Linked DNA regions of Mus musculus: regions 2, 3, 4, 5, 6 and 7 are each linked to region 1. A link is a loop called in an ENCODE intact Hi-C map of the cell type or tissue named here. Cell type or tissue: heart. All regions are shown on one strand. Region 1 holds the start of Jag1 (jagged 1). Region 2 overlaps Slx4ip (SLX4 interacting protein). Region 3 overlaps Slx4ip (SLX4 interacting protein). Region 4 has its middle 91 kb from the start of Gm14064. Region 5 has its middle 150 kb from the start of Gm14064. Region 6 has its middle 69 kb from the start of Gm14064. Region 7 has its middle 130 kb from the start of Gm14055.

Region 1 (4,000 bases):
ACCAAGCACATCAAACCTCCAAGCACACACCACCCTAACCATACGTGCACGCAAGACTGGCGTTTCCTGTCCTCATCCACCTTTGTATATAGGAGCTCTAAAGGAGCTCATACGCGCTGAACTCTTGGTACCCGACTTATTTTCCTCACGTGGCGTTCTTTAGATCAGTCACACTACGGCATACAACAGTACTTTTCAATAAATATTGATTAGCTGATTCTTCTCAGTGTTGATAAATAATTTTGGTTGATTAGAAGCTTTAAAATACAATTATAACATAAATGCCTCTTATTAAGTCCCATGGGAAGTCAGGGCTGTTTGTTGATGAATGAATGAAGGTTGGGTATGTTTTGTAGAAAGGGAATTGAGGCATCATATTTTTAAAATCAGAGAAGATATCCAAACACCTGCAACAGGTTGCTATCTGGCTCGGAGCAACCTGGGGTGGAAGCAATGGTGATGGCTAAGTGTTGTTTTCCATGGGAATGTTTCCTTAACTATACACTTATAGTTGGAAAGCAAAGCTCAAAGGGAGGCTATGGCTTGGCAAGGGGAAATGTCCATTTTTGAATTCTTTGAGCAGTAGTTCCCCATTCTCCAGGTTTCAGGGGTGATCAAGGAAGTTGAGGACAGAAGTTCCACCCAGTGCCTGTTGCAGTATAAAAAAGCTTCTTGGGGGAGTCCCAGCTCACTGGAAGAGCACCAAATGAAAACATTTTTAAAGAATCCCCTATAGCCCACAACTGCCTTCCTCAAATGTGGGTTCCCAGGCACAGAAAAGACTAGAGGCTCTGTGTTATTTGCTGTGCCTTTGGTGTTTCTTAGTGATTTGACATTCCCAGTATGCCATTAGGTGCTTTTTACTCCTCAAAACTTTCCTTTTAGTGAAGTGAGCTAAACTCACTGTTAGATAGGTACTGATCTCAGCTTTCACGAAGCCCAGATTGTTAGCAGCAGAGCAACTATAAATCTCAGGTAGTCTTCCAATGTAACTCAGGTGGCTGGCTCAAACCTTCTGAACTAAAAACTCTGGCTCCATAGCCGCCTTCTAGGGGTTAGTGTGGGACATGGGGCATGCATCATTGGATACAGCTTTACATTTTAAAACAGCTTTAGACCTTGGGACCTCAAGAAATATAGACTCTAAGACCACTGCAGTCTTTGTGGGCTATGTGGCTTTTCCACACCACCAATCCTTTGCTATAAAAGCGTTATTGAGCACCCTAACTTGGCGACTAGAGATGCAGGTAAGAAGTCCAATCAGAAGTGAGGACTGTTATATTTCTGGAAACTTTAGTGGGAAAAAAACAAAAACAAAAACAAAAACCTGTGTTGAATTAATGTTGAAAACGGGATGCTTTGCATTCGTGATCATTGGGTGGAGGAGGACTGGGCACACTGGAAAATGCCCAGGTGGCTGCTGTGTAGGCCAGGTGCTTCTGTGACCAGTTGCAAACTCATTCTGATTTGGGATATGCCCTTCCCAATTATGGATTAAGTTACTCGGGAATGGTTAGAATGAGATGCATTGCCATTAAGAAATCACCTATCTCAGGTGGTTAAAATGCCCAAGTTACGGAACCATCTTTGTTAGCCTGGAACTCAGCTTTCTCAACCCCATCAAGTGGTATGGGGCACTATCTATGCTGGGCCACTCTTTAAACGTAGATAACCACAAATAACCTGTGTTGTTATGTTGTCGTGTTCAGCATGTTGGAAACTGTTTTTCCCTTTACCCATCATGCCCTGATGTCTAGAAGGGTTGAGGCGCTAAAGCAATCTCGGAAAAATCAGAGCTTTTCTTCAGGACAGGCTCAACGCAAGTTAAGAAACCCTTTTCGTCCTTTAATGGAAATCTGTTTTCCTAAAGAGCTCCGTTTAAACCCGCCTGGAGTGGAGCTGGCAGAGACTTCAGCCAGCCTTTGGGTTCCCTTTGACCTTGATTATGACCAGGAGTGTCGCTGCTAATTGCGAGGCCTGCCTCAAGGTGGAAAATGGCATCGGTTTCCACCACCACCCAGGAGAAGCCAAGTTCTGTGGACCACGACAGCGGTTAGGTTCTTTTCAGGCCGCGTCTCGCCACCCAGAGAGCAGCGCGGAGGCCGCCTACAGGTGCAGTCCCGCCACTGCGCCCGGGCTGGAGGCTGGCGGAGCCCTCGGCGTCTCAGAAAGCCCTTCCCGAAGTCCGGGCTGAGCCCCCGGGTGCCCGCCGGCCACTCCCCCTGCTTCCCCCACGCCTCTGCCCCGGCGCGGTCTGGAAAGGACGCTGGGAGCCCCTCCGAGGCTCCACGGACATGGATTTGGGAAGGGATGGCGCGCGGCCGAGGCTTTCCCTCGAGTTTGCGGCAAGTCTGACTCCGGGAAAGTTTTTCAAAGTTCCCAGCAGAGTCTGCCCAGGTCGCCTCTGCGGGGCGAGGAGACGGCGGCGAGCGCGCCAGTCTCGCCGCCGCCAGCACAGGGCTCTGGGCTCGCTTGCTGGGAGCGGCCCGGGTTCCCGGCGGGCAGGCCCTCCTCCCCGGGGCAAAAGCCGCAGCTGACGCAGGCGGCTCCGAAGGCGGAAGCCGCCCGCCCCAACTGCTCCGGCCGTACCGCGGCGCCTACACCTGGGGCTTGCAAGGGAGCCCAGGCCGTGCACCGAGGGGGCGGTCCAGCGGAGGCGCTCTGGGCTTCTCAGAGCCATGGGCTCCTCCACGGTCCTTCCAGGTTCCTTTCTCCTGGCCCGGGCTCCCCGGGACACTGATCTGCGTGTGGGGGCCCCTCGGGCGGCCATGCCACCCGGTCCGTCCCGCAACTTCCAACCCCTTCTCAATTTCTCCCCTCCCCAACAACCCGGAGGAAAGGGGCGTGCCCAATAGATGGCACGCCCCTTATGAATATTAACAATCGCGCATGCGCCTTGTTCCGCGTGTTGAGAAGAGGTGGCCAGCCGGAGTCCCGGCTCCCAGACCGGCGCTCCGGGTCCCTTCGAGAGCCAGGCGGGCACGCGTCATTGTGTTACCTGCAGCCGGCCGGCGAGCTAGGCTCAGGTTTTTTTTTTTTTTTTCCTCCCCTCCCTCCCCGCGTTTCATGCAGCTGATCTGAAAGGGAATAAAAGGCTGCGCATAATCATAATAATAAAAGAAGGGGAGCGCGAGAGAAGGAAAGAAAGCCGAGAGGTGGAAGAGGGGGGAGCGCCTCAAAGAAGCGATCAGAATAATAAAAGGAGGCCGGGCTCTTTGCCTTCTGGAACGCGCGGCTCTTGAAAGGGCTTTTGAAAAGTAGTGTTGTTTTCCAGTCGTGCATGCTCCAATCCACGGAGTATATTAGAGCCGGGACGCGGCGGCCGCGGGGGCAGCGACGACGGCAGCCTCGGCGGGAGCACCAGCGCTAGCAGCGGCGGCGGCGTCCGGAGTGCCCGTGGCGCGCGGCGCAGCGATGCGGTCCCCACGGACGCGCGGCCGGCCCGGGCGCCCCCTGAGTCTTCTGCTCGCCCTGCTCTGTGCCCTGCGAGCCAAGGTAGGAGTCTCTCTCCCGCTCTTGCTCCCCGCGGTCCTCTCCCTTCCCTCGTGGCGTTCTGGACGGGAGCGGCTGTGGCTCCCAGTGCAAGTTCCGGAGCCCTTGAGTACAAGGCTCCCTGACCCTGACTTTTCACCCGAGAGGCAGCACCCGGTGAGGGAACGCTGGTTCCCCAGAGGGGAGCCCCTGGCCTCGAAAGATAAACTCCTCCAGGCTGGGCAAAATGCGATCATTACGTTCTCACGGTCCTTCGGGGCACTTGTCTTAGTTTTCCCGCACTTGTGTTTTTTATGCCCCCAAACCAGGTTGAGCCCTAAACCTAGTTTTTGCAAAATTATTTTCACTTGCCACCGAGGATCTTTGGCAGCCTGGGGTGTGTGTATTGGGGGTGGGGGGTGTCAAGGAGTCTCCACCTCCACCTTCAGAGAAAACTTTCTCATGCGTTGACCTTCCTTCCTCGCTGGCAGGTGTGCGGGGCCTCGGGTCAGTTTGAGCTGGAGATCCT
Region 2 (4,000 bases), 200 kb after region 1:
CATCACTGTAAAACAATTACTGAGGGCTCCATGGCACACATAGAATGTTATTTTTCCAAACACTTTCGTAGCATTATACCTTTCATTATTAATTTGATATGAAAAAACCCAGTGAGACAGATAATCCTGTTATTTCTATCTGTAGATAAAGAGGGGGCTGCTCCAAGAATTAACATGATTTCGTGTCATTTTATAAGTGAAACCACAAGATGAACTCAGGAATCCTGGGTAAAATCTAATGTTAGTTTCACATTCTAGTATTCTTTCCTCAAAAACCTAATGATCTAAATTTCAAGAAGTGACTGGGAGGTGGCTCAGTGGATAATGTGATTGCCATCCAATAATGAGGACCTGAGTTCAGATTCCTAGGACCCATGTAAGGTGAGGTACAGTAGTGTGGGTCTATAACCACAGCTCTTTCAAAGCAAGACAGGAGACACAGAGAGAGAGAGAGAGACAGAGAGACAGAGAGAGACAGAGAGAGACAGAGAGACAGAGAGAGACAGAGAGACAGAGAGACAGAGAGAGACACAAAAGAACTGCTGAAATTCAGTCTAGCTAGTCTGGCACATGCAGGGGGGAACTAGAAACACAGTCACAAAGTGGAAGATAAGGACCAAACCCCAAGGCTGTCCCCTCTGATCTCCAACTAGTGCACATGCATGTGCATACACACACAGAAATAAATTAATTTCAAGACATGCTATAAAATAACCTACAGAAGCAGGCACAAATGACAAAAAATTTATAGAAATGACATCATGAACAAGATGCCAATACTAGTACATAACAGAACAACAATATGAACTAACCAGTAACCCCCCCCCCCGCCCCAGCTGGTGTCTCTAGCTGCATATGTATCAGAAGATTGCCTAGTTGGCCATCATTGGAAAGAGAGGCCCATGGGTCTTGCAAACTTTATATGCCCCAGTACAGGGAAACGTCAGGGCCAAGAAGTGGGAGTGGGGGAGGAGGGTATGGGGGACTTTTGGGATAGCATTGGAAATGTAAATGAAGAAAATACATAATTAAAAAATTAAAAAATAAAAAAATAAAACAGATAATAGATTTTTCAAGTAATGAAAACTGGGGTGCTTGACCTGCTATCTGCTTTACCAGAATCTTCATGATGTCATACTTTTGTGAAGCACACAGTAGAGCATTCTTTTCTAATGTCACACAAATATCGCATGTAGGTATATGCACATGTGTGAGTACAAAGGGTTGTCAAATAACTATATAAATAACAAATAGCAGCCAAATGACAAAGAAGTCTTAAGATCAAAGTACTGTCACATGCTACTCACATGTGACAGAATGACACATGCAGAAGCCTAATTTCCTGTATTACTTAATGGCTATGTTCTGTAAGGTACTCCAGGAGAAATATCTAAGAGAGTAAGTAAGCACTATGCATATTTAGACTGTATGGGTAATGAGGACATGGCTGCACACTTAAGACAGTGCCACAGAATTCTCAGGAACTGTGAACTACAGGGATACACAATACCCACCTCACCCCTAACTTCCTTAACCAAATATCCCCAAACTGGCATTGACTAGAACAATGAGAAGAAGAGAGGAGGAAGAGCACTAACCAGGACAACATGTGTCAGTCCCCCTCGGCCCCTTCTAACGTTTACTGTTAGGATAGGCCTGGGCCCACAAGGCTTTCCAAAGACAAGGGGATTCTTCCTCCTAGCACAGCAGTTCTAGATTCTTGACCCTAGAACAAAGCACCCAGCAGATAGCCTCTGCCAGTCTCAGAATAATTTCTCAAGGCCACTCTGGATAGTTCTGGTAGTTGTGATTGTTTTCACTGTAGTGTCCAGTGTGGTGTATCCTAGTAAGTATGTTGGGATGGAAGCAAGAGAAATACACGTGTGTATAACAGACTCTGGAGTACCTATATACACAACCAATGGGCAAGCAGACCAGAATTTAAGGTTCCGTGATAATCTGAGACTGAGCCATCCATTTTAACAGCAATTCAGTCGGCCTGCTTTCTTGGATCACAGTATCTAGAGAAGTTACCTTAGGAAACATAGAACAATGATGCCCTCTACAGCCTTTAGAGAGAATCCATACAGTTGGTGAAGGATCCTGAGTCTACCTTTCTAGTAAAGATTGTTTTAACACTAGAAGATAAAATAAAACACATACTTTGCATGTGCATCAGGAAAAACAAAATCATTATAAGAAAATAGTGTTACAGTTTAATGTTGAATGACATAGAAGTGAACTCTACATGTTGTCATTCTGTTATCTGTTTAAGAAGAATTAATTGGCTAACTGTTGGTGTGCTGTGGAAGTAGCTCAGAGGGTAAAATGCAAGCATGAGAATCTAACTTTGATCCAGAGAACTCACAAAGAAAAATTGAGAACATCTTTAATCTCCCCACTGTGGAGGCAGAGACCAGTGGATCCCTAGGACCTGCAGACCAGCCAGTCAAACCTGTTTGCTGAGTTCCAGGCCACTAAGACACCCTGTCTCAAAAGGTACAGGTGGATGCTAAGGAATGACACCCCAGGTTGGCCTCTGGCTACACATATGTGAACATGTGTACAATCAAGTACACACACATACAGCATGCATAAACAATTACAAATAAACAGAAGCTGCTTGTAAAAGAATTATTTTAAAAGTCACTAGGAACACCTATGGCAGAAATAGAGAAAGACAGAACTTTTAAGTAAAGGATATACCACAAATTGAAGATTACACATTACCTGTCCAGAAAAAGAAGTTATGAGGAAAAAACACAGAAGGAGTGGTACTGGTCACCTCGGTAATATCCTAGAGTATTCAGGTCCCGTGACATAAAAGAAACAGAGGAGAAGTCCTTCTCGGGGGTGTTCTAGGACAATGTGTGCAATGTGTGACAATAAGATGCACCTACTGGGCACTGAACATAAAGTAAGTATAATTAGCATAGGAATATTTGGTTTCTATATCAAAGAAAACAAGACTCATTCATCAGGCAAACCTGGAGCAGTCTGGCAAGTAGAAGAAAACATGAAACATTTTTCAGTTATAAAAAAAGGAAACAAAAACAGGTTTTATTCCAAGGAAACAGACTGTGACAGGGAGGCCTGAGAACTGACAGAGAACACTTGGTAAAAGAAGCTTTATTTCAAAACAAATACATCCTCTTGCTGCAAAGCCATCAATACCCACAGCAACTCTCCTATGGTGTAAGAAGGTACCCCAAACCTCCACAGCCATGATAGTTTGAGCTGGGTAATGTCAGAAAGCTGCTAGCAGTTTTGTTCCAGTTCCATCAAGTAAGCAGCACACACCTAGCTGCACACATTTCCCAATCTGGCAATGCAGCAACAGCAGTCTGCACACTCGGAGCACATTGCCAGCCACGGCACTACAGCCCAAAGCCTTCAAAAGAACAGAGCTCTCAAAAGAAACAGCTGAAGAGGTTGGGAAAGTGGTGAGTTTAAGACTCAGGAGAAGGAATACACTTATCCTTCTTAGGCTTTCAAAGTTAGGCAAAGACAAATATTGGAAAAGTGTTCTCAGGGATACAGGTCGCTCTCCTCTCAGCTGTATTTCTTATAAATACCAGGATTACTTGAAGTGCCTTTAATTGTTCTTTTGGAGCGCTTCACTTCAATCTTTCTTAACATCCAGAAGGTCAGTAAGTAGAACTCACCCTATATGGAAATACCTGCTGCAATCTTGTTTTCAATGCTTCATACCAGATCAATGCATCAACTTTCAAATAAGCAATGGTGACACAGTCAGTGGCGCATTCCCCTTTAGGTACACCAAAAACCTAGGACACAGGCTGTAAGTGATTCACAGAGGGAAGCTAGCAAGACAAAAGCCTGACAGCCAATCTCTATTCAGCTGTCTCTTTCTCTAGAAATGCAATGCATTGCTCTTCCCATTCGCTTTTACTATAACAAGGAAATCACATCAATATTTGAGCATATTTAACTTTTTCTGGTGTTCTACAAATGCAAAGACTGATGAAATGTTAGCTGA
Region 3 (4,000 bases), 120 kb after region 1:
GACCTGTAGCAAAGTCACTTTTATACATCTCTAACTAAGGAAGCCTTTAAACTTTCCTTTATAAACTTTTGTGAAAACATGGCCAAAGTAGATTCAAAAAATGGTGCTAGAACATCAGCCACAAACACAGGAAAAAAAAGAAAAAAGAAACTTAACTGGTATCTACCTTATTAACAATTATAACATTTAGTTTGAGATAAATTATAGACTTAAGCATAATAACCAAAACATTATTACTCTTATCACTGGGGCAGGAAAAGATTTTATACATATGATCCCGGAAATTTAAAACATTGAAGAAAAAATTGTCGATTAAAGTGGACATAAACAATCAAAGAAATTTCTGCTCATCAGCGGTACTATCAGTGAAATGATAAGTTTGCCACAGACTGGATAAAAGACATTTATAAATACACATGTCTGACATGCAGGACTGACATCCAAATATGTAAACAACTTCCACAGAGTCACAGAATTTTTTAATCTAAGCTGAAATATGTACCACAAATATGAAAAATGGGTGACTGCACTTGAAAAAGTATTGAATTTGACTGATGCCAGGGAAACTCATTTCCTAATTAACTGCCACAGCCACAGCCACAGAATGGATTCAAAGTACAAAGACTGACACCATACCAAATGGCAGGAAAGAATGGAGCAGCCCAAACTCATACACTGTTGCAAATGCAACTGGGTTCATCCACTTTGGCAAAAGGTTTGCCAGCTTTCTATAGCAAGCCATGTACTTACTGACTAGGCCAAGGAGGCCATCTTATAAGCTTATCTGAGCTCTGTTCCCACTAGACCAAACTGAAGACAGACTCAAGGACCATCAACAGGAGAATAAACTAGTATTCTACTCACACAATGGAATCGCATTAATCAAAATGTTGACACAACCCACAGACTCATCTCAAAACCAGGATGAGTTAATGAGGCCAGTTTGATGAACACCTACTGTATGGCTCTGACAGTTCACAACAGCAAGAGCCATGTGTGGTGAAAGTGGCAGGGCAGTGTCTGCATGGCATAAGAAGAAGACAAATGACAGGAAGATGCAGTGTTCTAAAAAGGGACCTTGGTTGTACATATAAAAGTGGCTCTTCTTACCTTGTATGAATTACTGATCACTAATAAATAATTTTAAAATGTAAGTATAATATCTGAAACTGTGTGCAAATTATATAACCTCTTATAAGGATAGTGTATTGTGGCTGTCTGATTGCAATTTAGTTTGATGCATCAAAATTATTATTATTATTATTATTATTATTATCATTATTATTTTGGGTTTTTCAAGAAAGGGTTTTTATGTGTAGCCTTGGCTGTTCTAGAACTAACTCTGTAGACCAGGCTGACCTCAAACTCAAAGATACTCGTTCCCCTGTCTCTTCCTACCAAGAGCTGAGATTAAAGGTGTGTGATTCTATTGCCCAACCAGAATTGTTTTTTAATTAAAGAAATCCAAGAGAATATTAGAAAGCCATAAAAAGTATCAGTATGTCAGATACTAAGATTGAGAACTGTTTGGTGCAATGTAAATCTCTGTATGAATTATGATGAAAGGCTGATGTTTTGTGGGCTGTAGCAAAACAATGTTTGAAAACCACATTCAAGTGTATGGATGGCTACACTCAGATTATGTTCTCAATTGTTGATTATAGATCTAACCTTTAAGGATGCTGCTGCCACCAGGTGGAGGTCATATGCCACAACTACAAGATCTTAGCTGGTGGATATTAACATTTTGTGTGCCCTGAGTCTTTCTTTAGCCAACTGAGAATCTTATAAAATGTACCAAGAATGCATTTTAAATACATAAAATGAATATAGGAGATACAAAAGAAAACTGATTCCACTGAAGTATATTTATCAAAATCTTAAAAAGCAACTCCAGTTGGTGATACTGTAATAATGCATGCATGGTTTGCAGGGGCTGACTCATATCTGATGGGCCCAGTAACAACAGCTAACTGAAGAAAGGGAAGAGTGCTGTGATATTTTCAGATATGTTTTCTTGTGCATGGTGTTCTTCAATAGGATGTTAAGCGGCTTCTGTTCTATACTGTATTGGAATGAAGAAACCTGAGAACCAGAACCTGAGGCCTCTGTCTTCCTCAACTCATCCATCATTATTGTTTGTGCTGGAATTACAGTAACAACTGGGCTCATCTTCCCCAGAAGGAGATCTGGGATGAGCAGATTTCTGGGTTGAATATGAGTGATGACAAGGGAAGAGTGGAGCTGAGCGAGAAGCCATAGCAGAGAACCTAAAGCCTAGAAGAGAGGCCTAGGAGGCACTTTAGGATATGGGTTCTGGTATCTACATATCTTTAATATTAGCCTTAATATTAAATTAATACTATTCTTTAAAATCACTTTGCAACAACCATAACAGACAAAGAGCTGTGATTTCTAATGGCCATAAGCACTGCTACTACCACTGTATTTTAGATCCTCCAGTCATAATAAAAAGTGGCCTACCTTCCTTTATGAGAACTTGGTCAAAATCAAGCTCTAACTTTCCCGTCTAAGTCCAACGAAACACAAGGTTCAATCTGGCGTTTTTTCACACCCTGATTGATTATACATTAATTAGATTTTTTCTTTCTTTGAATAAATAAGGTATCAAATCTTACACTGGCAATGTAGGAGAGGACTTTGCTAGATTTCTGGAAGATTCTATGCTTGGCAGGCAGTGGTTCTCTCTGGGCAACCACCAGGCCTTGTTTCTCTCTAGCAGGAGCTTGGATAATCTGCACTAATCAGAACCATTGTGTCTCCTAAAGTTCTCTGCTCTCAAAGCTCTGCTTCTTTCTCCCCTGAGTAAACAGAGGGGAACAAACTAGGCCTCTGAGCACAGAGGAGGCACAGCTTCCCTTCCTCCTTAGCCTTAATTAGGAGCTTCTTTCTACTCTCAGAAGAAACACTCTGCAGCTCTCTTCAGATCAGGAAACCTGGGGAGCATCACTTCTTCCACAGGCCAGAGTGGGTCACTCAGGAAGGGATTCCAAGGGCTTTGAGAAATAGCTTCACATTGTTAGGGAGGAATGCTAGTGTGCAGGGGATTCCACTGGCCTGCCCTCAGGGACCTACCAATTACTTTAAGTCATGAATTGCTACCACTGCCAGGTGAACATCAAGTGTGTGCTGCACACAAAAGGACCCACCCTCCATTCAGCAGCTCTCTTTCAGTCTGTTCCTAGCATCCTCTCTATCTGTTCTCTGCAGATGTACCGCCCCCTCCCCGACCCCTGCTCTCATGGCCCTGCTGTCTATGGACATGTTCACCTGCCTGCCTCTACCACCTTTCCAGGCCCTAACTCCTCTACCCTCCCCAGTAAACAAACCCCCTTTACACCATATCTGTTGCATGACGTAATTTCTCAGGGTATACCTTGGCTGGGGCCTACAAAGATGATATGTCTTGCCACATTATATTTTATAACATTAGTACTGTAACTCAGAGGAATGTTAGCCTACAGGTAAATTCCCCGGCCTGCCCCAGGGACCTAGCAATTACGTACCTCATCACCTGCTGCCACCAGGTGCACCAGGTGTGTGAAGCCAGCAAAAGAACCCACCCACCACCCCAGCTCTTCCTGCATGTCCTCTGAGTCCCCGCTTGGTCCTTCTCTGCTCTCTCTCTCTCTCTCTCTGCCATCACGGATCTGCTATCTGTCTGCTGTCTACATGTGCACTTGTCTGCCTCTACCCCTTTCCCAGGCCCTCACTCCTCTCCCCTCCCCCAGGTCTGGAGCATAGCTTAAATTCTCAGTCCTGCCACAGATAGCCCCTCGCTTCATTATGTTTCATAACATAGCCCATGCATTTGGTTGTATATACACAGGCCAACTTATTCTTTTCCTTTCACCCCTCCATCTAGAAATGGCAATCCAAAGCCCTGGGAGATACCTCAACAATGCCTTTTCCCTAACCTTCTGGAATAGGTTGCTTCATCTTGTAAGTTGTGTTTTTTAATGTGTTCTTAGACATCCAT
Region 4 (4,000 bases), 460 kb before region 1:
TCATGATAGCCAGTTGTCTGACCCTCGATGGCTATTTCTGTGGCTATCATTCACTTGTAAAAGAAACAGAGAATTGTACTGAGCTTGCACTTCTGAAACATTCACTACAGATATTATCTCTGTTACATATTAGCAAATTAGGTTATCAAAGCAAAGATAGGAATTCATTGAGGAATCCAGAAAACTAAAGGCACTTTAAAATTGAAGACATACTGTGTATGAAAACAGATGTGTGAAAACCTATAAAGTAACCAGTTCACCAAATACTACTTGCCTACTTTCTGTGTGCCCAGACCCTACCTGTTCTAAGTTGGGGATTCAAAAGTAAGTAGAGGAGAAAATAAAGATTCCTCTGAAGAGCTTCTGTTTCTGCAGGGTAGGCCTGTGATTAAATAAGAAATTAAAATGAGGTAAAGTATTATGAACATTATGAGAAATAGTAAAGATTCCTCAGGGTATGAGAGTAAGAGGCAAGTGTATCCTGGGGGAAGAAGTTCTATCTAAACCAAAGCCCAGGGTGAGGTAGATATGATTTATACAAGCAATAAAGAAAGAACACTCAGACAAAATGATCAGTATGTATAAAAGTATAAAAGCATGCAGGCAGAAAAGAGAGAGAGAGAGAGAGAGAGAGAGAGAGAGAGAGAGAGAGAGAGAGAGAGAGAGACCTTGAAGACATTCACCTTGAAATGGCAAAGAATGAAAGAGGAAGAACATGGGCTTTGGGGAGGAAATGTCCATGAAGTACCATGATGGTCAGTGATGCTGAACAATGGATAATCGTTCAACTTCATCCCCAAAGCAGCAGCAGCAGTTAATCAGTTTTAAGCAGCTGAGCGAAATGGATATCTTCTGTAATTTTCAGGGGACAGTGGTAGTGATAACATTTTATTATATAGTATCAAAATTATGTGATCACACTAATTGAGAAACTCCTGTCTTCCCGGTGTAAAGAAATTGGGGAGCACATGAAACTATATGAGGCAGCGTTGAAAGTATTATGCCTAGTTAGATGTAGGTTATGAGCAGAATGCAGAATCCTGGCTGGCAGCATGCACGTCAACCTGAGTCATCAGGTGGATGATTGTTCCGGCACTTACAGAAAGACTAAAGGGACACAGAGAAGGAGACAGGCCAAAGTGAAAAAATGAAGTCCCAGTCTCTTTGTGGCATAATTACCTTTTAAAAACACATTGAACATTTAAGTAAAAGTATTTGAGTGCATAGTTTGAAATATGGGGAGGATACTATCCAGACCTGTATAGAATAAAATATAGGCATGAAGCTGAAGCTAACAACTGAGGGAGCAAGAAGAAATTATGAAGTCTAGAAAGAAGAAATGCCCACAGAGGTATTGTTAGTGATGGTAATCTATGGATGATATTACAGAGCTGCTCAAATGAGATAGACAAAATTACATGTTAATCAAAGTGAGCTACAGTCCCATGCAGCTGTTGTGACAATGGAAAGAAGCCACTATCTAAACTCTCCTCTCTGAGATACAGAAACTTTTCCTATCTCTTAGAATTCCCCTGAAGTTTTGTGGTGAAAATAATCTTCATGCCTTTTTAAAGAAGAAAAAAATTAACTCTTTAAAAATATTAGCTTTATAAAAGTAGCCTTAAAAGTAGATTTGTATGATGTGTATGTCAGGTAATGATGAACACATTTTCCACCTTTTTAATGTTTTGTGATATTAAAAGATAATTACATTATTTTATGCTTCCCTTACTCTTCTTTTTATATAAATTCACAGCTTCTTTGTATTATATATATAATTATTGTATAATATATTATGAATTTTATATAAATGCATAAATGTGCATATATATGTTTTAAAAACCTGCTTTATCTGAATAATGTTGCTTGTATATTTTCAAGACTGATTGTTTGGTATTGGATAAGCAGTTAGTATGTTTTTCCCTGGAAAAGACTATTTTTCTCACTCTCAGAATTCCTTAGTTGCCAAAAGTTCTTTGTTTAGGGTTGGGGGTCTCCTGAGCTTTCCCCTGTCCACATTAGCATATTAATTGCTAATGTGCTTGTTCAGCTCATGCTTGGGCAGCCATATTGGTGAAATGTTTTGTGTGTAGCTTCTCACATTACTAGGAGACACATAACAGTTTCACAGCAAACTCCCTAATCCCCTTACTTATAATCTTTCTACTCTTTCTTCTACAATATTTCCTAAGTCTTAGATGTAAAGATGTTTTATAGATATAACCATTGAGACTGGGACTCTACAACTTGGCATTATGATTGGTTGTAGTTTTCTATGTGGCATCTATCTCTTTCAAAGAGAAGTTTCCTTGATGAGGAGTAAAGATTATCCTTATTTATGGGCATATGGACAAAAGCTTGGATTGTTGTTAGGAATTTTGCTGTTCTGGTAAAGTGATGGTTGTGGGTTCTCCTCCAAGATCCATGACTTCACTAGTTCTGAATAGTAGGCTAGGTTTCCAGTACCAGGCATGGCTTTGCTCTTATTGAGGGGATTTTAAGTCCAACTAGAGAGCTGTAGGCCACTGCCAAGGAATGTGTGCCATTAGTGTACCCTTAGAGTTATTGTGCCATACTAGTTATCCTTGTGGTTCATAGATATCATAGCTGTGTAGGTAATGGCAATTGGCTGTATATTTGAGGAGTCTCTTAGGCAACCCTGACAAACAACTCAAAAGAGCCTCTCAAGTCTGGTTTTGGAGATTTTGTTAAGTGGTCTTTAGCACTTGGAGGGAGTATTGTCCTTTCAGAAGAGAAGATTTCCCTTAAACTATATGTATATACAGAAAATTATATGTATCTATATTTAGTGGTCTGATTCCTTATGACTTTTTCAACACCCTTACTGTTATTATACCTTCTACCAACCATGTCTTTCTTAAAGATTATTTTGTTTCAAATTCTTGATTGCAATGACAGACATGGGCAGCACATTTTTATATTTGTGATAAGTATCCATATCTTATTTCTATCACTATAGGACAAGTGAATAAATAGTTAGATCACCTTCAAACTCTCCTACCCCATTCTGCAGAAATCTAATTACACATGCCTCTTGTCCATAGACAGCCATCCTTCTCTGCTATAACCTAGTCCCTTTACCAGTTGGATCTATGAAAAACCTGGAAGCTAAACGAACTACTAAAGAGCTGAGTAAAATATTATCAGTTAACTGGAATAACAAGCCAATGCATCTTGAAAGCAAATAACACATGTAAGAGAACTGAAGTGGTGTTCTTTAGTGGAACTGAGCACGCACATTTAGTTTTAAAGGAGCTACTAGAGTGAGGTTCTGACTTGGGAAACCATGATGCCCTTAGTCCAGCTGAGTTTCTGACTAAGCTGCAGTCTTCTGGAGTTGATTTCATCAGTGGCTGCTGAAGCATGACTCTGTTCTTATTATAAGCTTTTCTTCTTAAAACAACATTTTGATGAGCTAAGCATAAATTAATCAGAAACATATGGGTTAAATTGACTTCAAAATACATATGAGTCTAAAAAACAAGAAAAGAACTTGGGGGAAAAAAAACACACTTAGGGTTTTATAAGCCCAATATGTTTAAGGAAAAAAAAAAAACTGTAGCAAGCAAATTCTAAAATGTGACCTCTCTTTATCTCTCTCCTGGTCAGCAAAATGTTTTTTTTCTATCTTCTCACAGAAAAAGGAAGTAAAAAATCAGATGAGTGCTGTGAGTCTGCTGGCCTTCATGATACACAACCATTGTGCCAGACATTGTGGTTTCAGTCTGTCTCCATGCTGAGTTGGGAGGAGGGGGCAGTTCTCAGCTCCCAGGATAGTGGTGCCAATCACCACATTTCCAGAATCATCTTCTTTGAAGATCAAATTGCCCCATTTTCCACTTCTTACAGTGCAATTCTACTCTGGTCCAAGTTTCATCTCCTCACAAGCCAACAGGTAAATGTGGCAGAGGTATGGCATCTATACTTCCCCACCTACCAGTTTTCGAGGAATGAAACCTCAGGGACATGCTTGACTCAT
Region 5 (4,000 bases), 400 kb before region 1:
ATGTTTTTTTTTCTTTTATAGATGCAAATTTTCAAAACCATTAACCAAATTGCAAGAACCGTTTACTGAATCCTTGGGCATTAAAAAACACCATACAATGTAAAGAACAAAATTTGATCACCAGTTTGTCATGCCCCATCAGTTTTCAGATAAGTAAGCAGAGGCTCAGAGAGACTAATGGATATTCCACAAAATTAGAAAGATTTTGCTAGCTTTATTTTGTGAATTACACAATTGTTCTACCATTGTCATGAATAGGAGAAAGCTTTGGGCACTGGAACAAGCCAGCATACCCACAATTGTCAAAGCAAATTTTAGAATGCTAACATTGATATTGAACTAATTGCTTATCCCAGCCCATTAAACTAAAGTAGCCAAATGAAGAGTTGTTATGTTCATTTTTCTGTTAGTCTTTTTTGGGGTTGTGTAGAGTGTCTTCAGGCTCCTTGCAAGTTTCTCAGAATGGTAAAGGGAAAGGACTCTTAGCTCTATCCAATGAATGCTTCCTACATACCTTTGAACATTCACTTTCCATATGCGGAGTTCACAACCTTGGATCTACTTGGGAAAACCCATTCCCTCACAGTAGATGTTGGGATTTTATTTCTAGACACTTTGGGAGTTTGTGAAAGCTGACGATGGCAATAGTAAAGAAGAATGGGAAATTCATTTCAAAGCCAGTCGGTAACCTTTCCTTCGTCCCCATCTCTAAATATCACAGTTCTTTCCTCTCTGGTAGTGCTGAGCATTTATCCTTTGTTTCTCATTTTGACCACTAAGAAAATGGGGCAGAAACTAAAAGAATGGCCCATGTCTGAGATCTGCCTGGTTCCCACCCTATGGAGACCTTGTCTCGCCCACGCATGTGGCACTCTGTAACCTTATTTCCACTGACACTTTTTTTTTGTATCTTAGAAAAACTGGATACTAGGAAGTATGTACACCCCCAGGATTGTGAATTTATCCAATCAGGCTTTACTCAGCTACTTAGTGTCTTAACTACCCTGGCAAAATGACATGGGTCATATTTTCACATCGATGGACTGTTCTTGAACAATTTCTCCAGTGTGTGAGACACAAACAGGCTTTTCTTCAGCATCAGGCATGCATGTCTTCCCCGCCTCTTGCTTTTTAACAAACATACGTATTGTGACTAGTGCTAGGGAAATTCTATTCCCCAGTAACTTTGAGTTTCCCCATCTCTCTTCGCAACCCCTTTCTGAATAACCCCTGGTCTCTTGCTCTCTTTCTCGATCTCACTTTCAGTCCTCTCTTGCTGTCTCAGCATTTCAAGCTATCCAGAAAGTGAACAATCACTATCCATAATTAATATTTGCATTATCTGTAAAAATAGATAAATAAGATGGGTGAATCATTCTTTCCCAAAATACTTTTCACATGGGAATTTAAAGCAAAAAGGAATATCAGTTTTCATATATATCTTAACACTAAATACTTGCTCTCTTTCTCTCCTTAGAAAACGTGATTACTGTTTGGGACCATTCTATTTCATGAAATGCCAAGTTCGGAACTAGAAGAGTAGTTCAATATGAATTAAAAGTCTAATTATAATTGTTTAATACGTGTATTCTGCTGCATCAAATTGCCTAAGACTGAGTAATTTATGAATTAGAACGTCTTCACAGTTCAGAAAGAAGCCCTAGGTCAAGATACTAGTAGGTATCTTGGAATAATTAGTGTCAAAGGTACTAAAAGGGGTGACCCATCTTCCCCTTTCTGAGGATTCTGTTCATGAGGGTAGATTCTCCAGAACTTACTTCATAATGGCCTTGCCTCTTAATGTTATATAAAAAATTAAGTTTGAACATACAAATATGAGTAATATATTAGGACTAAAGCAATGACTACATCACATCTGTTGCTTATTCTTTAAAAAGGAAAGAAAGAAAGAAAGAAAGAAAGAAAGAAAGAAAGAAAGGAAGGAAGGAAGGAAGGAAGGAAGGAAAGAAAGAAAGAAAGGAAGGAAGGAAGAAAAAGACAGAGAGAGAGACAGAGAGAGGAAGGAAGGAAGGAAGAAAGAAAGAAAGAAAGAAAGAAAGAAAGAAAGAAAGAAAGAAAGAAAGAAAGAAAGAGACTAGAATCCCCTAAGAATTTCTGTCCCACTTGATATCTAATAAAATATTGCATATTGCACAATAATCCAGAGTAAGCAATTAGTAACAGTCAAGCAAGCAGGAACTTCAGCTGTTGGGTTTTTTTTTTTTTAGTTATATCCATAAATACTTTTTCCAAAATTTATGTGACTCCAAAACAGTCCGTGATAGAATAAAAGCTTCCTTTTCTTATCTTTGCTTTTATTTTAGTTGTTTCTTTTGTTTGTCTTTGCCCATGCCTCACCGCTCCTAAGCAAGTACTCTAATCACTGAGAGGCATCTGCAGTCATTCTTCACACATCTTACCTGGTATGTGGGTGGCTTTAGTAGGTTGCCCGTGTTCTCCTTTAACTTGTGATTTTCTCTCATCAGACTCACAAGGAGCTGGAATTACAGGCTTATATCACTGTACCTGTCTTAGAGTTAATTTATTTACAGGAAATACTAGCATAAAAGATGTCCAAAGGAGTCATGCTATTTGCATATAAAAGAAATTCCTGTGCTGTCATACCAATGCTCTGTTTCAAAGCATCTATGGGACACTGAACATGCACACACACTGTATGTCATGACTTGGCTGTCATTCAGCAACTCTTGTCAAAACCGTTTCCTTCATGATTCTGCCTACTACCAATATGATCAGTAATAGGAGACTGGGCTGCAGAGTTATTGACCTAACTGGAGGGTGAAAGATAGTTGGCAGTTATATGAGAAACTGTCAATTCTTTCTCCAAAAGTACCATTCTATAATGATTAAAAATCTCACAGTTCCATTTTATCAACTTTGATGTCCAAAGGAGTCACGTTGTTTACCTATAAAATCAATTCTCACGGTGTCATACCTAAATGCACATACTAACATTGAATCTATGTCTGGATGGTAATACTGGAGACTGAGATATAAGAAATCAGATTTCCTTCACTAGGGAAAACCACATTCACCAGAACATTCCATTTAAATTTTGTCTACCCTCTACATTCTGAATATTGACATATCCCTCTGTTTCCAAACAATTATTTGCTAAACTTCCTATCATTTAAGTGCCATGAATCTCTGAGAGACTGAATGTCGGACTTGCTCTCATATCACTTGTGAAAAGAGAAGACCACAAATCACATTTTTCTTAGCTCAAACAAAGAAAGCTCTTCAGAGGACATCCTGTTTTCTTGATACTAGCCCTATCAATGAGACTTTCTGGCTTTTCCAGAAAAGTGTGAGCACAACCTAATTCTTTCTCCATGATAAAACCAAAGTGATGGTTGACTGCCAAGACCATGACTGATCACTCAAGAACCCAATGTGCTTCTTCAGACTTGTCAAAAGAGGCGTGCAGTCAGTCGTCAGGAAAGAGCTGCCAGGGAGTCAGTCCTGGATTCCACAGATGAAGACAAAGCCAATGGCCTTGTTAATGTCAGTTCTAAAAGTATGGTGCTTTATTTTATTAAAATATTAATTTGGGGATTATTTCACTCCACCAAATAGTTCTGGATTGTCACAGGAGCTCGGAAGCAGGTATAGTAGAGAAGAAAAAGAAAGAAAACACAGTCTGATTTTTCTGTATTTCAGGTCAGAGATATCTTAGCTGAATAACCAGGTTCATTTGAATTAGAGAAAGACTGAGGCAGTTATTTTGTAAGAGCAATAAGAGGCAGTAGTGGTAGTTGATTTAGTACTTTTTGTCATCATGCCAACCTATTTCTGTACATTAATCGGAACATGTACCCACACATCCTTTGCTCAACATAAAGGAAGCTTTTAAGTCTAAGTTTACTGTCAACTACTGTCTCAATCCCTTCACATGGTGTTCGTAACTGAGATGAAGAAATGAATGTGTACAGTGGTCCCTCTGAAATAAGGCCGGCTGGTAGACACCCACTGGATTTCT
Region 6 (4,000 bases), 620 kb before region 1:
ATAGAAACATAAGCACCAGGAATTGTTTACATCTTTGTGAGATTTGGGCCAATGGAATTTTAAAAATCCTTCACCCCAACATTACAAGCTATTTGCCAGTGTTCTTGGTTACCTCCAGTACTCAAAGGTTAAAAAAAAAAAAAAAAAACCTATTGGTGAAGTCACCAAAAACTGGACTTGCATATAAATAAATAGATAGATAGATAGATAGATAGATAGATAGATAGATAGATAGATAGATAGATAAAATCAAGCTGGTACTCACTTGTAAACTTCACCGCTATTGGCTATTATAAATGCTAAAAGGTGGTATCTGCACTACCAGAGGAGAACCAGCTGCAAGCTGCAACAAAGACTGCCCCGGAAAGATACGCCAATTGGTGCAATAGTGGCACAAATATTTTTAAAGTAACCAATCACTTTCCTTTTTTTTCTTTTTTGAAGATTTATTTATTTATTATATGTAAGTACACTGTAGCTGTCTTCAGACACCCCAGAAGAGGGCATCAGATATCATTATGGATGGTTGTGAGCCACCATGTGGTTGCTGGGATTTGAACTCGGGACCGTTGGAAGAGCAGTCAGTGCTCTTAACTGCTGAGCCATCTCTCCAACCTAACCAATCACTTTCTTATTGGCTCTTAGGTACTCTCCCTGAGATGAAATCTTTTTCTGTGACTGTTAAAAGGCACTGTCAACATGTGCCTAGATATGTTATAAGCCCTAAAGGAGAACCTACTACTGGTTTTCTGCTAAATGGCCATATTATAAAATGACTCATAATGATCTCTACTCATAAAACGGTACCACTACCCACCCTCATCAGCAAAGATAAAAGCCCCTAACTTTATAACAGGTTGACAGTAAGAGATGGTGGAATGCTCAGCCATAGATCGGATGGAATTGCACAGGCTGTGGTGAGGCACAAGCTCAACGTGGAAGGAGAGACATGAAAACAAAATCCTAGAGGAAACTATTGGCATTTGATAGCTTTGAGAAGAAGGAGAGCCAGCTTTGACATCACATGATGGCATGTCTTGTCTTGACCCATGGTAGGTTGACTACACTGCAGAGGAACCCTCACATAAAGAAAGGAAGAAAATGAAAAAAAGAAAAACTCAAAGTTTGGTGGATGGGAAATCGCAGGTAAAGAGAATAATTATGGAAGGAGTTGGGGTAATTATATTATATGATCAGACGCTACTGTATGGAATTCACAGAAAGAAATACAAATATTATTTTCCAAGGGAATCTCTAAATTAGCAACTTTCCAATATGTTTTATGCAGGAGAAACTTTTGTTTAATGTAGAAGAAATGTATTTTTTAAAGGATCTGCAATCATAAATAAAACCCCAAGGCATTCCTTAACAAACTCTTAGTTCCCACTCTATCCTGAAACTCTTTGCACCCCATAACATATCTCTGATAGCCCAAGCTCTGCAGACTACAGATCAAATATCTAACCAGTAGAAATTCTTCTTCACAGGTTATTTCCCAATCCAAGCACCAATAAGGTGACAATTCTGGATTTTCATATTACTCAGCATGAACCAAGGCAAGACTTTAAGATCTTCTAGAGAGAAAGTTTTGAATTTACTCATCTAGCACACTAAACTTTCTTCAAATCCTGAAGTCAGTTAAAATGGAAATGCTTTATCATGACTGTCTCCAATTAATAAAAAGAACAGGTTTCAATAAAGAATAAAGTTAATAAGGGATGTAAAGCTTCGTCTTGGTGGGATAATTTGCACGTGTGTCTTACCCAAGCTTTTGAATGTGAACTTGAGAATGAGACGTTCTGATTTCTCACAGCTCTTCAACAGCTCCTGAGAACCACAGATTTTATGTCATTAGTTGCTGCTTTGAGAATAGACAAGGGGAGAGGAGTCTCTGTTGATTCCTGTTGCATTCTGCAGGCAGGCTTGTTTGTTCACTCTTTCTAATGTGTTGTTCTTGACCCTCTATGAACAAGGTGTGGAACCTGGTTTATCTGTCTGCAGTAGAAAGTATTATGAAATAAGGACAGCAGGGTCATTTCTGAACAAACTCTTGGAACATTTGAGCTGGCTTTATTTTCCTTTGTCACTAGATGTCACTGCATACACAAGTGTGCTCCCATGGCTAAAGCCATCAGAGCCAGAGAGCTGGGCTACAAGCTTCTGGAAGCCTTCACTGTCGTCCTACTTGGAAGATATCAGTACCTTGGATCTCTTTGAGGCATTCTCAAAATCTAGTTTAATTAGTCTAATCTCTCCTAATACTTTGTCGTCTTCCATATTGTGTGAGATCCAATATAAATGTGTACAAGCCTTTTGCCTTTCAGTGGGATCTTTGGCAGGACTTAAATGTGGTAAATTAATCTTACTCTCCATTTCTTTCTTTTAGAACTCTGGACAGGATATAAATTGGCTATTTATCTCCTACTCCTAATCCAGGCCTGTATCCTATTAAAAAAAAAAAACAAAAACAAAAAACAAAACAAAAAAACCCAGCAATGATATGTCTTCAAGCAGAGTAAACATTAAGTCAATACTTATAACTGACTTCAAATATGTTTGCTAGCAAGTGTCCGTATACATCTGCTCCAAGCTAAAAGAGTTTGCTTTAAAATGAATAGTCCTATTATCCAGTCTCTTTCCACATTTCAGGCTTCTACTTGTGTTTCCTGAGTACACAGGTGTCCTTGGTTAAACCGATAGGCCTCTCCCATCATTTTCCCTAGCAAGTTTTGCTGTCTTTTCAACAAGCACTTAAGGGATTCCTTCAAGTGAATATTTCAGGGCTCTATGGAAAGAGTAATTCAAATCTCCCCAAGAAAATTGGTGAAAACCCTGGCTTCTCAAAGATCTCCTACCTCAGGTGGAATGTTACCTCCCTGAGTTGATCTGCCCTTACCTCCTGGGGGTGGGGATTGTAACTTTGGCAATTAACATTTGAAAACTGCCACCTTCTTGAAGGGGCACCTGGAAATTGAATCTCTGACTGTGTATTGAGATCTGCTCACAGTCCCCAGAATAATCATCGTAAGGTGTTAAAGACCCAAGTTATGAGTCTTCTGTGTAATTGTGGAAAACCTAGACCTCAATTACTTCCTTCACAAAAAATGAAAAAAGAAAATTATGCCCCTTATCACACCATGTATTAAGAGAATCAATCAAGGTATAAATTGTGCCAGAGTTGGGGCAGGATAGTTATAGAAAAACATATCTTCTTTCCTGTAATTATTTTATTGCAAGGTGTGCACTTAGATTAAAGCATGGATAGATTCGTAACACTTTGAAAACTGATCATTTACTTCTTAAAGGCTCCTTTTTAATGTTTTACCTAATGATCAAACATGATTAGTGGATCATTGGCCAGATATTGTCCACGCAGCTAACAGGCAAATGGAGAGAAATTAAAACGAAGGAAGCTTGGCAGAATGTGGTAGCATGCTCTGGGCACTCAAATGAAGAAGACAGAGCTTTTTTATTGCCATGGAAACAGAGGGTCAGACTGGCAAGTCAACAAGGTAGTCTCAGAAGAGGCAAACTTGTTCTTTGCTGGCCTGCCCATCAGTTTTATTTCTAAGAACTACAGCCTGAGAGAAAACTGTGCAGATGTTGGTGAGTATGGCGTCATACTTTGATGCGGCTAAGGTAAGTAAACCAATGATCTAGGACGATTGCATTTTCGATGAAGTGCACATGATTTTAAAAATGGGGTAAAGAGAAAAAGAGCAGACAAAACTCCAACAATTTTAATTGAATCGTAAATGCAGTCGGGATTTGTCCCCTATCGACTCTTTATACACTTGTTTGCCTCTTTTTAAAAAAACGGTGCTGATGACGTCACATTCGGTAAATGGTGGCTTCAAGCCCTGGCCCACTCCTCTCCTCCTCAGTTTGGATTGCTGAGAGCGCCACAAGGCTGAGGCCATCCTCTAATTAAGGGCAGGATTAGCGCTCAATAGCCCATGTGTTGCTCTTGGTGGCTTTCAGCCCTTATGGTTTCTCGCTT
Region 7 (4,000 bases), 300 kb before region 1:
GCATGTGATGACCCCACCTCAACTGCTCTATGCTTTGTTCTATTGAGACTGGGTCTGTCATTAAACCTGAGACTCACCATCAGAGCTGGGCTACCTGGCCAGCGTGCTTCTGGAATGTGCATTTCTCTCCTAACACTGAGGTTATAACAATACCCAACTTTTATATAGCTACTGGGAATTCCAACCCAGGTCCTTCCTCAGAATTGCACAGCAAGTACCTCTTACTGACTCTTCAAACCCCTTACATCATTCTTAACCCTATTTCTTGATCTGTTAAACTGGAAATCTAGAAAATGTTTTAAGTGCATATGTATTAACTATGTACATTTGCTTTGTCATTATTCCCTAAGTACCACAGCAAAATCAGTTACATCATATTAACAATTATAACTAATCAAAAGATAAGCTAAAGTATACAGGATTAAGTAGAGTATTTGCAAATGCCTTGAGCAAGTGTAGACTTTTGTATTCATGAGAAATCCTGAACCAATTTTTGCAGATTCTGAGAAATTGTTAAATATTGTTGAAATCAGTCCTTTGTCTACTCTTTGGTCTGTGATACTAGGTGGCTTGTCAATAGTGACCTGACAAGGAAAGCCAAGACAGAGAAAGAGACTTGGGTTCTCTTCTCATCCTTCTCTAATTGGTAGTTCAGGTAACAACTAGGACTTCTCCATGGATCTGGTGCCTGTCAGAGAGGCTATTAATGGCTCAGCTTTGGTTTGGTGGCCACAGATTCTAGTATCAGAGGTATCACTTGACCCTGGGTAGGTATCTAGACCTCATGATAATAACTGAGTCTTTACTCTGTTAATCTCCATTTTGTTTTACCAGCCATGATTTGGCAGCTCAGATCTTCCATCAACTGTGTATCCAATTTCCTATTTTAATTTCTTCTGGTTTCACATTAAGTCATCTTGCATTCTCTGGAACGACCTTTGACTGATGCCTAGAGAAACTTCAGTCATCTGGCTTTTGTATCAGCCTCACTGACTCTGGTAAACGAATGGTCCAGTGTGATCCTCTCCTTCACTTGACACTACATTGTCAAGTCATATATATTGACATACTTGACATATTCATAAAACATAGGCAAAGCGAACCACTGAGTTTTGGCTAATTTTCCAGTTATTCATTTTATGCCTCATGTCTCCAGAATCTGATATTTATTAATAAGTAAATAATTCCACTTGTACAGATACTGGATTTCTTATATCTGTCAATAAAAGTGCCAGCAGGAAAAAAAAAAAGAGTAAAGGAAATTCACACATGGACAAATGGGTGTTTAGAGCAATGAATATTTTTTGAGGAGTCCCAGTTTGCTGTATAGTATAACCTGTCTATTTCAGCAGTCAATGATGATCATCTAGCCCAGATTTTGCAGAAGGGAATAGATACTGAGGAGAGTAGAAAAGAAAGAAACTGTTTAAACACTTGACAGGCAGCTGCCCTTAATACAGGACACACTGCACACAAGGTAGTCTCCTGAATAACATCATGTGATTTAATTCTAACCACACCATGAGATGGACTTCACAAGTATTTTTAAAGTTTCAATTGAAATATTTTAACAAATAGGAGGATATGGCACAGGAAGTTGAAATTACTTGTCTAGAATTGTGGAGTTAGTGAGCTAAGGGGTAAGGATTCAGGATAAGATCACAGGGTCCCCAGGCTAAATCACCTCCAGGAAATGAGTCAAAGCAAAGAGAAATAAAGTAAGAGGCAATAAAAGGCTATCATGCTATTAATAATAGAACATAAAACAGCTCTTCTTTTTACTTCGTTTTCCAACGTTTCCTGGCTGCGTTTATAGCAGGTCCTGTGAGCTTGTCCCAGGAAAAACCAGTCACTCCATAATGGGGACAGTGCAGGAGTGTGAGTGGCTTTAATGGGGAGACAGGATAATTAGCAGCAGGGGAGGAATCTGTTCTGTTATCACAGTCTGTTGGTGATTTTTCAGGCCTGGTGACTTTGCAAGGCTGGAGACTTGCTTCCTCAGGAAAAGGGAGAGTGACGGAAACATTTCCTCTCTGGAGACAGAATTCAGCTAGACCCTGGTCATAGGGGAGGGACTTCACCCAGGCACACTCCAGCCAGGAGCTCTCTTAAGCATGCTTGCCTCATTTGTCTGGTAACATACTGGGGCCAGCAATGGAGAAAGACATGTATGGAACATTTATATTATATGAAAATATTAAGGACGATACCACAAAGACTGGTGCCTATAGTGGAAACAAAGAAAGTTATGCAAAAACAAAACAAAAAACAAAATAAAACATTATTTTGCTTCTAGTTTGTTTTCATCTCCTTAAAAACATTTATGTTATTATTATCATGTACAAGGGTATATACACACTAGAGTACAACTTTGTGGAGTAGTTTCTCTCCTCCCACCTTAACATCAGTTCCAGATATTGAACTCAGGTCTTTAGTCTTGATGGTGAGGAGTTTACCCACTATACAGTCTCACTGGCCTAGTTTCTTAAATAAAAATGCTATGGTTGTGTCAGGAAGGGATACATTTGCATAAACACTCCTGCCAAACTGACAGCAAATTCAACTCAACTGGCACAAAAGATGCAACAAATGTTATAAGCTCAACCCTGATGATGGATTTTAAGAACTCTTGCACTGAAGAACTGGAGTGTCTTCTGTTTATCTTGGGATTAGAGCATTTTTTGTACATTTCCTTCAAATCCATCATGATAACCTAAGGTGGCAAATACCATTCCTCAGCTATTATCTCCACATCCTTCTTTATCTCCATATACCTTCATAGTGCTTCAGCAAAACTACTGTAAATGGATGAATGTGGGTCCATGCTCACCTGAGTGCTTATGCTTGCACCCTGGGACAGGCACATAGAGTTTTCTCTGCTGAAGTCGTATGATCAGTAAAGAAGGAAAAGACTTCAAGAAACATATAAATAATTTTCCTAGGAAGAAAAATGAAGAGAAGACACTAGACAGCATAGCAGCAAATTCCCAGCAATGAGCAAAGTGTTTTTAAAGTATAGAGTTGCAATAGATAATTCTGTAGGTTCTCTCAAACAAGGTGGAAAGATAAACCAAACACTATTGATTGATCCCCCTTTTCTCCTTCCATTCTCCCATGGGATAGCCACTTATTTACTTGAACCACTAGGAAGACTTGATTCCTTTATTATGTATCAATGTTCTCTCTTGTTCCTTCCAACTGCAGGGGATGCTTCTGAACGTAGAGTAGCAGGCAATAAAATTCAAGATGTTGATGGACATTGTGGCCCAATACCAGTAAGATTACGAGAGAAGGATTGTCCTTGAGACTGCCCTAGGCTATTCAGTAAATTACAAGTCATCCTGGACTACATGGTATATGATCCTCTTTCACAAAACTCAGCATTTCAGGTTAGAATGTAGAAAGAAATGTTTTGATATCTTCCTGTTTAGTCCAGCTCAAATACTTTGTTCATCTCTTCCTCATTTCCTTCTGATATATAAATTCAATAATAATATTCAATGACACTATTTTTGTAAGTAACTGTCCTCCGAATTAACTTGAATTGCAACAAAAGGTTAAAAAGTCTAATTCGTGGAACAAAACAGTTGTTTTCCTGTGTAAACATTATAAAAATAGCTAAATCTTCTCAATGTTCTATAAACAATTATTCAAAATAGATATATGTATACAGCACATTTGAATGATCTATTCATTGAGTCAAAGAAAACAGCCAAAGAAATGGAACAAAGAAAGAACTCTTACTCCCTACTCATTTCTGCATTGTTCTGCTTTGTTCTTTCGCTCAGCATCATGTGTGCCCCCAAGTGCCAAGAAGCTGAGAGAAGTAGCATGTCTATTTGTTTTGGCCCCACCATAATTATTCTATGAGCTGCCTTTGCTTGCTGGGTTCAGAGAAGAACAATAAATACTAATGATGAAAAAGGCAGTTTGACGCTATGACTCAGTGGAAGTCGGAGGTCGTATGGCAGTTGACCCCCAATGGTACAGCTCCCATTTT

The links. Hi-C counts contacts between places; a loop is a spot of excess contacts. Peaks named below come from ENCODE experiments on the same cell type or tissue, not always from the same donor. Only the 100,000 strongest peaks of a DNase experiment are listed, where the experiment ranks them.
Region 2: it touches region 1 in a loop (4-fold over the local background); 13 of 42 quality-filtered maps call a loop at or near these places.
Region 3: it touches region 1 in a loop (8-fold over the local background); 8 of 42 quality-filtered maps call a loop at or near these places.
Region 4: it touches region 1 in a loop (2.5-fold over the local background); 6 of 42 quality-filtered maps call a loop at or near these places.
Region 5: it touches region 1 in a loop (2.7-fold over the local background); 2 of 42 quality-filtered maps call a loop at or near these places.
Region 6: a loop joins it to region 1, with 6 times the contacts of the local background. A loop is called at or near these places in 19 of 42 quality-filtered maps.
Region 7: a loop joins it to region 1, with 1.9 times the contacts of the local background. A loop is called at or near these places in 3 of 42 quality-filtered maps.

Annotation. Positions count from the first base shown.
Region 1 is chr2:137,115,672-137,119,671 of GRCm38, reverse strand. Jag1 (jagged 1) reads left to right here and starts at 3,152. Exons shown (of 26, transcript NM_013822.5): 1 at 3,152-3,495; 2 at 3,963-4,000. The coding sequence starts at 3,415. In heart, a CTCF peak has its summit at 2,110; DNase peaks (open chromatin) are centred at 2,191, 2,871 and 3,611; H3K4me3 peaks cover 2,476 bases; H3K27ac peaks cover 2,445 bases.
Region 2 is chr2:136,912,583-136,916,582 of GRCm38, reverse strand. The region is part of intron 2 of Slx4ip (SLX4 interacting protein); the gene reads right to left. Among named protein-coding and RNA genes, the nearest start is that of Slx4ip, 22 kb to the right of the region's middle. In heart, a CTCF peak has its summit at 2,078 (motif pointing left); no DNase peak of the experiment used is centred here.
Region 3 is chr2:136,994,997-136,998,996 of GRCm38, reverse strand. All of the region lies in intron 2 of Slx4ip (SLX4 interacting protein), which reads right to left. Among named protein-coding and RNA genes, the nearest start is that of Slx4ip, 100 kb to the right of the region's middle. In heart, a CTCF peak has its summit at 1,696; no DNase peak of the experiment used is centred here; H3K27ac peaks cover 546 bases.
Region 4 is chr2:137,570,771-137,574,770 of GRCm38, reverse strand. No RefSeq gene overlaps it. Among named protein-coding and RNA genes, the nearest start is that of Gm14064, 91 kb to the left of the region's middle. In heart, no CTCF peak of the experiment used is centred here; no DNase peak of the experiment used is centred here.
Region 5 is chr2:137,515,881-137,519,880 of GRCm38, reverse strand. No RefSeq gene overlaps it. Among named protein-coding and RNA genes, the nearest start is that of Gm14064, 150 kb to the left of the region's middle. In heart, no CTCF peak of the experiment used is centred here; no DNase peak of the experiment used is centred here.
Region 6 is chr2:137,730,721-137,734,720 of GRCm38, reverse strand. No RefSeq gene overlaps it. Among named protein-coding and RNA genes, the nearest start is that of Gm14064, 69 kb to the right of the region's middle. In heart, a CTCF peak has its summit at 2,087 (motif pointing right); no DNase peak of the experiment used is centred here.
Region 7 is chr2:137,417,856-137,421,855 of GRCm38, reverse strand. No RefSeq gene overlaps it. Among named protein-coding and RNA genes, the nearest start is that of Gm14055, 130 kb to the right of the region's middle. In heart, no CTCF peak of the experiment used is centred here; a DNase peak (open chromatin) is centred at 1,995; H3K27ac peaks cover 858 bases.